Linked DNA regions of Homo sapiens: region 2 is linked to region 1. Evidence: chromatin loops called from intact Hi-C (ENCODE). Cell type or tissue: pancreas. All regions are shown on one strand. Region 1 has its middle 85 kb from the start of ZNF397. Region 2 has its middle 36 kb from the start of MAPRE2.

Region 1 (5,000 bases):
CTTGCTTTCTATGATGGGCAAGAGGAGACCCCAGGCTCTGGATGGGAAGCTGAAGGCTGACCAAGGGTGGATGAGGCAGAGGGCCTGCGAAGGGGACTCCACAGAGGCCACACGCAGGACAAGAGCAGCACTCTACTCCAGGCTTCATCCATCGTATGGAGGTCTGTGGTCATTTCACCCATTCATCTTGCTCCTCTGGAGAACCCAAACCCCGGAAACCACAAAGGGAATCGACTGCTGCTTCACAGGAAGGGTTTCATTCATGATCACATTTCTTTACTGAAAAAGATGGGTATATTGAAGCGTTGACTGCCTCCTCAAGAAGAAACAGGAAGTGATCATTACCAAACAGAGGCTCCCTTTAAATTTAAAATATGTAGCCAAGAAAGAGGCTAACACTACCTAAGAAAGACCCCAATTAAATGTTTAAGCTAAAAAAAGCAGAGGGTTGGGGATAGGGCATGTTTTTGTTTTGTCTTCCAATTTCAGTGTTTTTAAAGGCTGAGCACCAACTATGGGCGAAGCACAGGAGTCAAAAGTAACTTTACTCCTAAAATATCATATCATTATCCTTTTTTTTTTTCTTGCTCTGTCGCCCAGGCTGGAGTGCAGGGGTGCAATTTGGGCCCACTGCAACCTCCAACTCCCAGGTTCAAGTGATTCTCCTGCCTTAGCCTCCTGAGTAGCTGGGACTACAGGTGCATGCCACCACACCCAGCTAATTTTTTGTATGTTTTAGTAGAGGCAGGGTTTCACCATGTTGGCCAGGCTGGCTGAAGTGCTGGGATTAGGCGTGAGCCATCATGCCCAGCCTCATCTAACGATCTTTAAGTTATTCTAATGGAGCTCTATAGAGAGGGGTATTCTGAATCCATTAAGTTAGGTCTTGCCTTAATCCAAAAAAATAAACTAAAGCTGTCTGCATATTTTTAAGGCAGTATATTACATATAAATGAGGAAATCAGCATGAAGGGAAAGTAAGGCAGGAGGGAAAAGACAAAGCCAGAGGTAAAGTTAGGAGCCTTACACATGCCCTGAGGTCTTCTAGACTTTACTAGGACTAAAGGAGAAAAAATGACCTCTGTGCTTCCTAGTAGCCAACAGAGAGGAAAGTACAACCAGCCCTCTGTATCTGAAGGGTCTACATCTACAGATCAACCATGTATCAAAAATATTTTTAAATAAATAGAAAATAATACAAATTTTTAAAAAATACAATATTAGAACTACATATAGTCCCTGATATACAATGGTTAAACTTACAATTTTTGGTCTTTATGATGAGTTTATCAGGATATTGAATGCATTTTCAACTTATGAAATTTTTGACTTAAAAATGTGTTTATTGAGAAGCAACCTCATTATAAGTGAGAGCATCTGTACTTAACATTTACATCGCATTAGGTATTATAAGTAATCTAGATATGATTTAAAGTATATGGGAGAATGTGTGAGGGTTGTATGCAAATACCATACCAGTTTTTACTAGGGACTTGAACATCCGTGGATTTTGGTATTTGCAGGAGCAGTGTGTGTGCGGATGGGGGTGGGTGGAGGAGGGGTCCTGTTTAAACAAATCAGTTACTTGGGAGCACAGATATTTCTTGGCGTTACCTCCTAGGAAGAAATTGAATGATGTAGGGAGCCTGACCTCAACAACATCTCACAGCAAATACAGTAACACTGTAATAGGACTGCTTCCAACTATCCCTGATGATATAATGCCAAGATGTGGTTCAGTCGAAAGCAATCTACCAGGGACTGGAGCTGTCTGTGCATGTAAACAGCTCCTGGGAGGTCAGGCTTCATCCCAGGATAAACTATAGAATCATAGGGCAGTGATGGGGGCGAGGGGAAGGGTACTGCAAGTGCTACTCCCTGCAGCCTAAGTTTAGTAAATACTGAATGGCAGTGTGACCTTGGCAACTACTAAAGGACAGACACTGAATGCTGCTGATCAACACCCGGTTCCTTTCCCAACAGTCAGCACATGGAGGGGAGGGGCTGTTCTCAGGCTACAGGCTGAGGAGCCCGGCCAGGCCACAAGCCACAGGCCACCCCACCCCTGGCAGGTGGGAGGAGGGGTGCCAGGGTCCGGGTCACACTTTTCCCCAGAAGCATCATAAGGGTTTGACTTTTGTGAGTCTGTTTTGCGTTTGGTTTTGGTTTTTCAATTATCCTTGGCAATTCACTGATAGGGAAATTTTCAGTGTAGATTATAGATATGAAGCTATTAGCTGTTCCACACTCCTGTAAGCCTTAAAATTGTCCTGGAGAAAGCCCACTGACAGATGGTATGCTTCCTAAGTCAAAACACAAGTCTGTAGGGGAAAAGAGAGTATTTTAATAAAAATCTTATTATATCTATAAAACCCTTTACAGGTTGCAAAATGGCTTCAAAGATGATAATTATTAGAGGAGAAAGAGAACAGGCTTTGAAAATTACCTAACTGGATTCCAATTCCAGCTACACCACTTCTACCTGTGTCCTTTTAAATAAATTACACATAATTTCTGAGCCTCAGTTTCCTCATCTGAACATATAGATGATACCTACCTTGCACAGTTGTTTTGAAAAATAAGTGAAGATGGTGTGTATAAAGTACCTTGCACATAGTCGATACTTAATAAATGGTGGCCAGGCGTGGTGGCTCACACCTTAATCCCAGCACTTTGGGAGGCCAAGGTGGGCGGATCATTTGAGGTTAGGAGTTTGAGACCAGCCTGGCCGACATGGTGAAACCCCATCTCTACTAAAAAAATAATAATACAAAAATTGGCTGGGTGTGGTGGCATGCGCCTGTAATCCCAGCTACTCAGGAAGCTAAGGCATGAGAATCGAACCCAGGAGGCGGAGGTTGCCGTGAGTCGAGATTGCGCCACTGCACTCCAGCCTGGGTGAGAGTGTGAGACTCTGTCTCCAAAACAAAAGGCCGGGCACAGTGGCTCACGCTTGTAATCTCAGCATTTTGGGAGGCCGAGGTGGGCGAATCACAAGGTCAGGAGATCGAGACCAGCCTGGCCAATATGGTGAAACCCTGTCTCTACTAAAAATACAAAAAATTAGCTGGGCATGATGGTGGGCGCCTGTAATCTCAGCTACTCGGTACGCTGAGGCAGGAGAATTGCTTGAACCTGGGAGGCAGAGGTTGCAGTGAGCAGAGATCGTGCCACTGCACTCCAGCCCAGGTGACAGTGTGAGACTCTGTCAGAAAGAAGAAAGGAAAAGAAAGGAAGGGAAAGGAAGAGAAGGGAGGGGAGGGGAGGGGAGGGGAGGGGAGGGGAAGGGAAGGGAAGGGAAGGGAAGGGAAAAAGAAAGGAATGGAAAAGGAAAAGGAAAGGACAAAGAAAGCAAAGTTAGCTATTACTACTAATTTTGGCTTCAATAGCAATCCTGTGAGGGAGGTAGTACAGATATTACTGATATTATAATAATAATCTTCTTAGCCTGATGCTAAACATTTCAACACCGCCCACTGCTTTCACTGCCCTGCAGCAAGAGCAGTCCTAGGCAGCCACATGTTACGTGGTTCAGAGTGGGCGTCTAACCCAGGGCCAGTCAGTATTAGGGTTTTCAAGTGACCACATGGTCTGCCTCTCTGATGGCAATTAGATCCTCCCTCTGCTCTCCCCTTCCCTCTCATTTGCACTAAGGATTGAGAACCTTAGCAGTGAATACCAGAGCTTGAAAGGATGCACAGGGAACGAAGCCACGAGGAAGGATCACAGCATGCTGATGTTATATATGAGCAGTTGCTCTGAAATAGAAAAAAGGTGAAAGTGGTCAAAAGAAAAGAGAGGCCTGGGCACAGGGACTCCCACCTGTAATCCCAGCACTTTGGGAGGCTGAGGCAGGAGGATTGCTTGAGGCTAGGAGTCTGAGACCAGCAATGTCAACATAGCAAGACCCTGTTTCTACAAAAAATGTAAAAATTAGCTGGGTGTGGTGATGCACACCTGTAGTCCTAGCTACTTGGGAGGCTGAGGCAGGAGGATGGCTTGAGCACAGGAGATTGAGGCTGCAGTGAGCTATGATTGTGCCACTGCACTTCAGCCTGGGAAGCAGAGCAAGACCCTGTCTCTAAAAAAAAAAAGAAGAAAAAGCAAACACTCAGGAAAGAACCAAGGAAGGTTTTAAATACGATTTTCTGGAATCTAGTTGACCAGATTTATAGAGCTCACATTTATGTGTAATTAACATAAGTCAGAGGTAACTTAAATGAGTCGCTTCCTTGCAACCCAACACATTCTCATGAAGTGAGGTTCTCGAAAGGGAATAACTTTCCCAAGTTGATAGAACAGAAGGGACCTTCAAGACAATCCAATACCAAGCCCAGCTGAGCACCTAGATGACAGCTAGCATCACCTGCCAGCCCTGTGCGGGAAGAAGCCAACTTGGACATCCAGCCCCCTTGGGCCTTCAGATGACTCCGAGCATCTGTCCATCTGACAGCAACCACAGGAGAGACCTCAAGCAAGAACTGCCCCGCTATCCCATGGAACCATAAGAGAATAATAAATTGGTTCAAGTCACTAAGTTTAGGGTGGCTTCTTGTGACACAGCAATAGATAACTAGAACAATGTAGTTGACAGTGAAGGATAGATTTCATTTTGTTATTTTATACAGGCATTTTGCAAAAAGAATGTGAATTGAGTCACATTTATGCTGTAACAGCTGTGAAATAATTTGAGCATATCACTTTGGTGAGCTTCATAAAATTAAGTGTAAAATGAGGGAATGAGACTAGGTAATCTTTGACATCCCTTCTGGCACTTAAAAATTCTGATTCCCAATAAACTACACAATGAAAAACAACATGGCCCCCAGGGGATAGTTACCTGAGCTAGGCAGAACTTTCCTACCCTAGAAGCGGAGGATAGGAGGGGTGGGGAGCAGGAGGATAGGAATCAAATGCAAGTATTTTTTATAGGCTGCTTCCCAGCACATAGTAGATGCCCAAAAAAGTTGTTTGAATGAAATGTCCCTTTCCTGGGTGCT
Region 2 (5,000 bases), 150 kb before region 1:
CACAGCAGGAGCAAGCTTTGCCTCACTCCTATCCCCACAAGCAAAGGCTGCATGGGAAGGCTAGACTTCTATCCTTGCAAGGCTGGGACTTCTTGAGCACCTACCACATGCTAGGTCCTGAACTTATGATGATGGAGTGAAAGCTCTCCAGGTATTTCGAATCTATGTCAAATGACTGCTATTAAGGTATTTTAGTGTGGACATACAGATGAAAGAGAAAGGAGATAGATACTGGTCTGCCAGACTCAATTAAAATCTATCCCTTTCTAGCTGCATGATATTGGGCAAATTGCCCCACTACTCTGAGCCTCTGTTTCTTCATTTATAATAAGATAGTTTTGAGGATTAAATTAGATAAAATATGTGAAATGACTGGTGCATAAGGTGTTCAATAAATAATGTCATTCTTCTCCAAACTGATCCATTGCGGCTGCTGGAAAACCTAGCAATGGACCGTTGTCAGAAAATAGAAAAAGGCCAATTGTATACAGACAATTCTGAATTTTCTAAGGGCTAATTATCTGCTTTATAGATAAACTAGAAACCTTATGTTCCTGCTTCGTAGCTTGGTGGCCAGTGGCTTGCACAGCTACTGGGTACTATTAAATAAAGTAGATAAATGAAAATTTCATTCTGATTCAGTTGAACTTTCTGGAAAATTGAAGGACTTAAGAATAGAAACTGACATGGATGGGAACCAATATTGTTAAAATCTGAATTTAGGTTTATCAACTATCATTCAGTTGTAGAAAGATATAACGTATTCGTAAAATTAAATTCTGCTGCAAAATATGTAAGGAAATTCAACTTATTGTATCTGAAGGAAAAAACTTAGATTGTAGTCAATATATCTTAATTTAGTTATTGACACTATGTACACCATTCATGTTAAGTTTTCTGATTTTTAAACAAGCCCAAGTTTATTAATTATTTTTGAGATCCTTCACTGAGTAGTATAACAATTCAGTTGTCACCTTTACTTTTATTCTCTTGACTCTTGCCATTTTGTTTTTCACCTTTTTTTAACTAAACATCTCCTTTTTCCCTTAGAGAAAAACTATAAAATGCCACCTCCTCCCTTTTAATTAAAAAAAATAATAATTCTACCAGCAACATCTCCAGACCTGTGTCTCGGAATAATCACATCATGTTGGATCTATCACAAATATTTTATTTTTACACAATGATTTTAAGCTAAATAAACACCAAGTCATTTCTGAAATGGTCATAGAAAACACAGAAGAGCAATGTAGGGCTTAGGTGGAAAGTGGGGAAGAGAGTTAAGGCTCATATGTATATGCAAGTCAGGTCATTCATAGCAGCATCCAGTTGAAACATAGCAACCTCCTCCGTAACCGTTCATCCCCCAAACACTTGATTCTCAAAGCAAACTCAGACTCCTCCATTTCTTAGCCTCCAGAATTGGATTTGTCCCTCATCAGTTTACTGTCTTACTGCCTCATTTAGTCAAAGCATATTTTGAAAATAAATAGGTAATTCATATAAAGAAAGTCAATTGGCTGTGCACGGTGGCTTACGCCTGTAATCCCAGCACTTTGGGAAGCCAAGGCAGGCGGATCGCGAGGTCAGGAGATCGAGACCACCCTGGCTAACACGGTGAAACACCGTCTCTACTAAAAATACAGAAAAATTAGCCGGGCATGGTGGCGGGCGCCTGTAGTCCCAGCTACTCGGGAGGCTGAGGAAGGAGAATGGCGTGAGCCCAGGAGGCAGAGCCTGCAGTGAGCCGAGATCGCGCCACTGCACTCCAGCCTGGGCGACAGAGCGAGACTCCATCTCCAAAAAAAAAAAAAAAGAAAAGAAAGTAAATTACTAAATTACTGCTTATTGGTATGTACATTTTAAAGTCGTTTATAATGCTTATCCTGTTGAAATTAAAAATCTTTTTGACTAGAAAAAGCCTGTGTTGATACTAAATATAAAACCTGGTTAAACCTAAGTTTGGGGAATTCAGTACTTTAATTGATGTTGGTATTTGATACCCCACTAGAGGCACTGCTCCTTGGGGTTATCCGCCGACATGATTCCCGTCACATCAGACTATCAGGGCAGGGGAAAAACAAAAGAAAAAATATTTTCATAGGACTGACATTATACTAAATTTTTATCAACTATTAATCAATATAAGAATTGATCTAATAATATATATTGAGAGTATAATTCTATTGTCTGGCTGACTTAATCACTTTCATATGGTAAGATTGATTGACTTTTGGATATTTGGCGTGTATTTTTTCTTTAATTTTTTCCATTGCTGGCCACACCCACTAAACTAAATTATAACTCTTTGCTTCCATATTTTCATCATATTAAATGCTTGCACTCTTTTTTTCTTCCATTTTTACTATCCCAGTGTCCTGTTTCCCAGAGGAACAGTTCATTTCAACAGCCAGGGAGAAAGCCTGGATGCTCAAGGTAAGGTTTATATAAATTACGTTGCATGACTCCTTGCTTAAAAATTAATTTAAAGTGAGTAGTAATATTGTCATTGTAACAAATTTATTTTCAAAATTCCAGTACACAATTAAAGCCGATATTTGAGTAAATATGCTCTTTTAAAACACTATTTTTCAAATCAAATTCCATTTCCCAAGTGTACGAAGGGCTAATTAATTGCTATTAGTAATTCCTCCAAAAATGGTCAAGCCAATTAATTAAAGTTTAATTTTGAAAAATCTTATGATAGGTGGGGAGGGTAGAATATCAAGATATGGTCAAAATGAACTCATGACATCGCTATTTATAAATAAATGATTTTTATTTGATATTGTTAAGAATCAAGAAAGCCACTCTGTTGGCTTTGAGAGGCAGAAAGAGAGACAGAGTGAGAGCGTGCGAGCGTGCGAGCATGTCTGTGACAGAGATGACGAACCTGGAAAGCCTCATTTTTTTCTGTCTGGGATTTGTCTTTGAGATGCAATCATTTTGACCTTCAGTTATTTCGAACTATTACTCTAAGTCTCTGTAAGTAATGTCTTCAAGAGTCACCTCCAGGAGCCCTTAGAACAAAGGAACAATTAACTGAAATTCCACCAGATGGCAATGTTTGGAAAGCCATTCAGAGAGGTCCCAAGCTACAAGCTATTATTGTTCACACAGAATAGTCTCACAAAGTGTGGTGTAACATCCTATATTTCATCAAAGGTACTCTAAACATCTTTTATTTTACTCCTATTTCTCCACAGCATCAAACATTTTTACTTAAAAAAAAAGTGTGTGGGGACGTATGTGTTTTCTTCTTTCAAAAAAAAATTCTGGAATGATAAAATTAGAAACCTCATTCTTGAATAGTAATTCTCTAAACAGTAATGGTGACTATTAAAAGCTCAAATCATGAATAATATACCATATTTGTTTTGGGGCCTCATTGTAATAAATGCTATGACTGGTGGTCACTTTTTAAATATTTGAGAAGAGAAACTGAAATTCTTCCACTTAATAGCATTTTAAGAAGTTGTCTTGATATTAAAATTTGCAGGTATAAAATTCACTGTATTGACTTGGAACAATTAGTTTATTTAGTGTGGAAGAATAGATGTTTTCTCCTGTTGCTCTAGTGAAAGTGGAAATATGGAGCACTTTTGTAGGCTGAGGTGAGCACATTACCAGAGGTTAGGAGTTAAAGACCACTCTGGCCAACATGGCAAAACCCTGTCTCTACTAAAAATATAAAAACTAGCTGGGCATTGTGGTGCATACCTGTAATACCAGCTACTCGGGTGGCTGAGGCACAAGAATCACTTGAACCCAGGAGGCAGAGGTTGCAGTGAGCCAAGATCGTGCCACTGCACTCCAGCTTGGGTGACAGAGCAAGACTCCATCTAAAACAAGCAAACAAAGTGGAGATATGGTACCCTGCATGATGTTCCAACAGCTGGAATATTCAGGGGCCAGAGCAGGCTCTAGGACAGAGTTGGGACAGGGCTCAGTGGAAAGGTACCTGAGGGCATTAGAAATAGGAAGAACCAGGAAGAGAAACCACCTAAGCTTTCTGTGTCTATAGCTGCGGATCATAAGTGCCCTTTGAAAACTGATCTTGTACTGCTAGCCCTTATAGTAGGTGGTCCATATGTCGGGTCTGTATGAGGCAATCCTGGTTCAAGTCTGTGTTCCTGGAAAATAGTCTAGTTAGCACTGCCTTTCACCCTCAAAACGTTTCATTTTGGATGATAAATTATATGATCATCCTATCTTCCAGGCTGGTGAAGAAAAAGTAACAGGAAAAGGTGGCCCACTATCTAAATAGGGTGTTGCTTTCTAAATCTCCTTATATATGGGGGTATGGGACAAATGTGTTTTTAAAGAGCCAAATTGTAAATATTTTTTGCCTTGCTGGTCATACAAGTCTCAGTCTAAACTGTTCAACTCATTGTAGTGTGAAAACAGACAAAGATAACACATAAAGAGATGGCCTTGGCTGTGTTCAGTAAAGCTATTTACAAAAACAGGCAATGGACTATACTTGGCCTGCAGGCCATCATTTGCGCATCCATGATAGATAACAGAGATGGGTTAAGTTGGTAGGAGATGGCAGAGAACCAAAGAGAGAACCATCATTAGTCCCTCTCCCTTCTCTCTATATCCCTTCTGGGTTGCACCCTCCTTTATTTAACCCTTTCAGGAACTAGTACAGTTGACCCTTGAACAACATGGGTTTGAACTGCACGGGCTTACTTATAAGTGATTTTTTTTTTTCAATAAATGCAGTCAAACTTCCATATCCGTGGATTCCAGATCCGCAACCAAAAGTAAACTGAAAATACAGTATTCATCGGTATATGAAGCCAAAGGCAGCCAGCTTTTCATATTGCTGGATTCAGTGGGCCAACTGGGGGACTTGAGCATGAATGGATTCTTGTGGGGGAAGGAAGGTTCTGAAACCAATCCCCTAGGGAAAGCTGTATTGATCATTTCCTTGAATGAGTAATCCTATCTGCTATTAAGTGGTTCCTGAGATTCCTTTACTGGGTGTCACTTCT

What was found. Peaks named below come from ENCODE experiments on the same cell type or tissue, not always from the same donor. Only the 100,000 strongest peaks of a DNase experiment are listed, where the experiment ranks them.
Region 2: it touches region 1 in a loop (4-fold over the local background); 95 of 110 quality-filtered maps call a loop at or near these places.

Annotation. Positions count from the first base shown.
Region 1 is chr18:35,153,871-35,158,870 of GRCh38, forward strand. No RefSeq gene overlaps it. Among named protein-coding and RNA genes, the nearest start is that of ZNF397, 85 kb to the right of the region's middle. RefSeq lists an enhancer at 42-141. In pancreas, no CTCF peak of the experiment used is centred here; a DNase peak (open chromatin) is centred at 2,031.
Region 2 is chr18:35,003,118-35,008,117 of GRCh38, forward strand. It overlaps a transcript of MAPRE2 not described here. Among named protein-coding and RNA genes, the nearest start is that of MAPRE2, 36 kb to the right of the region's middle. In pancreas, a CTCF peak has its summit at 3,040 (motif pointing right); no DNase peak of the experiment used is centred here.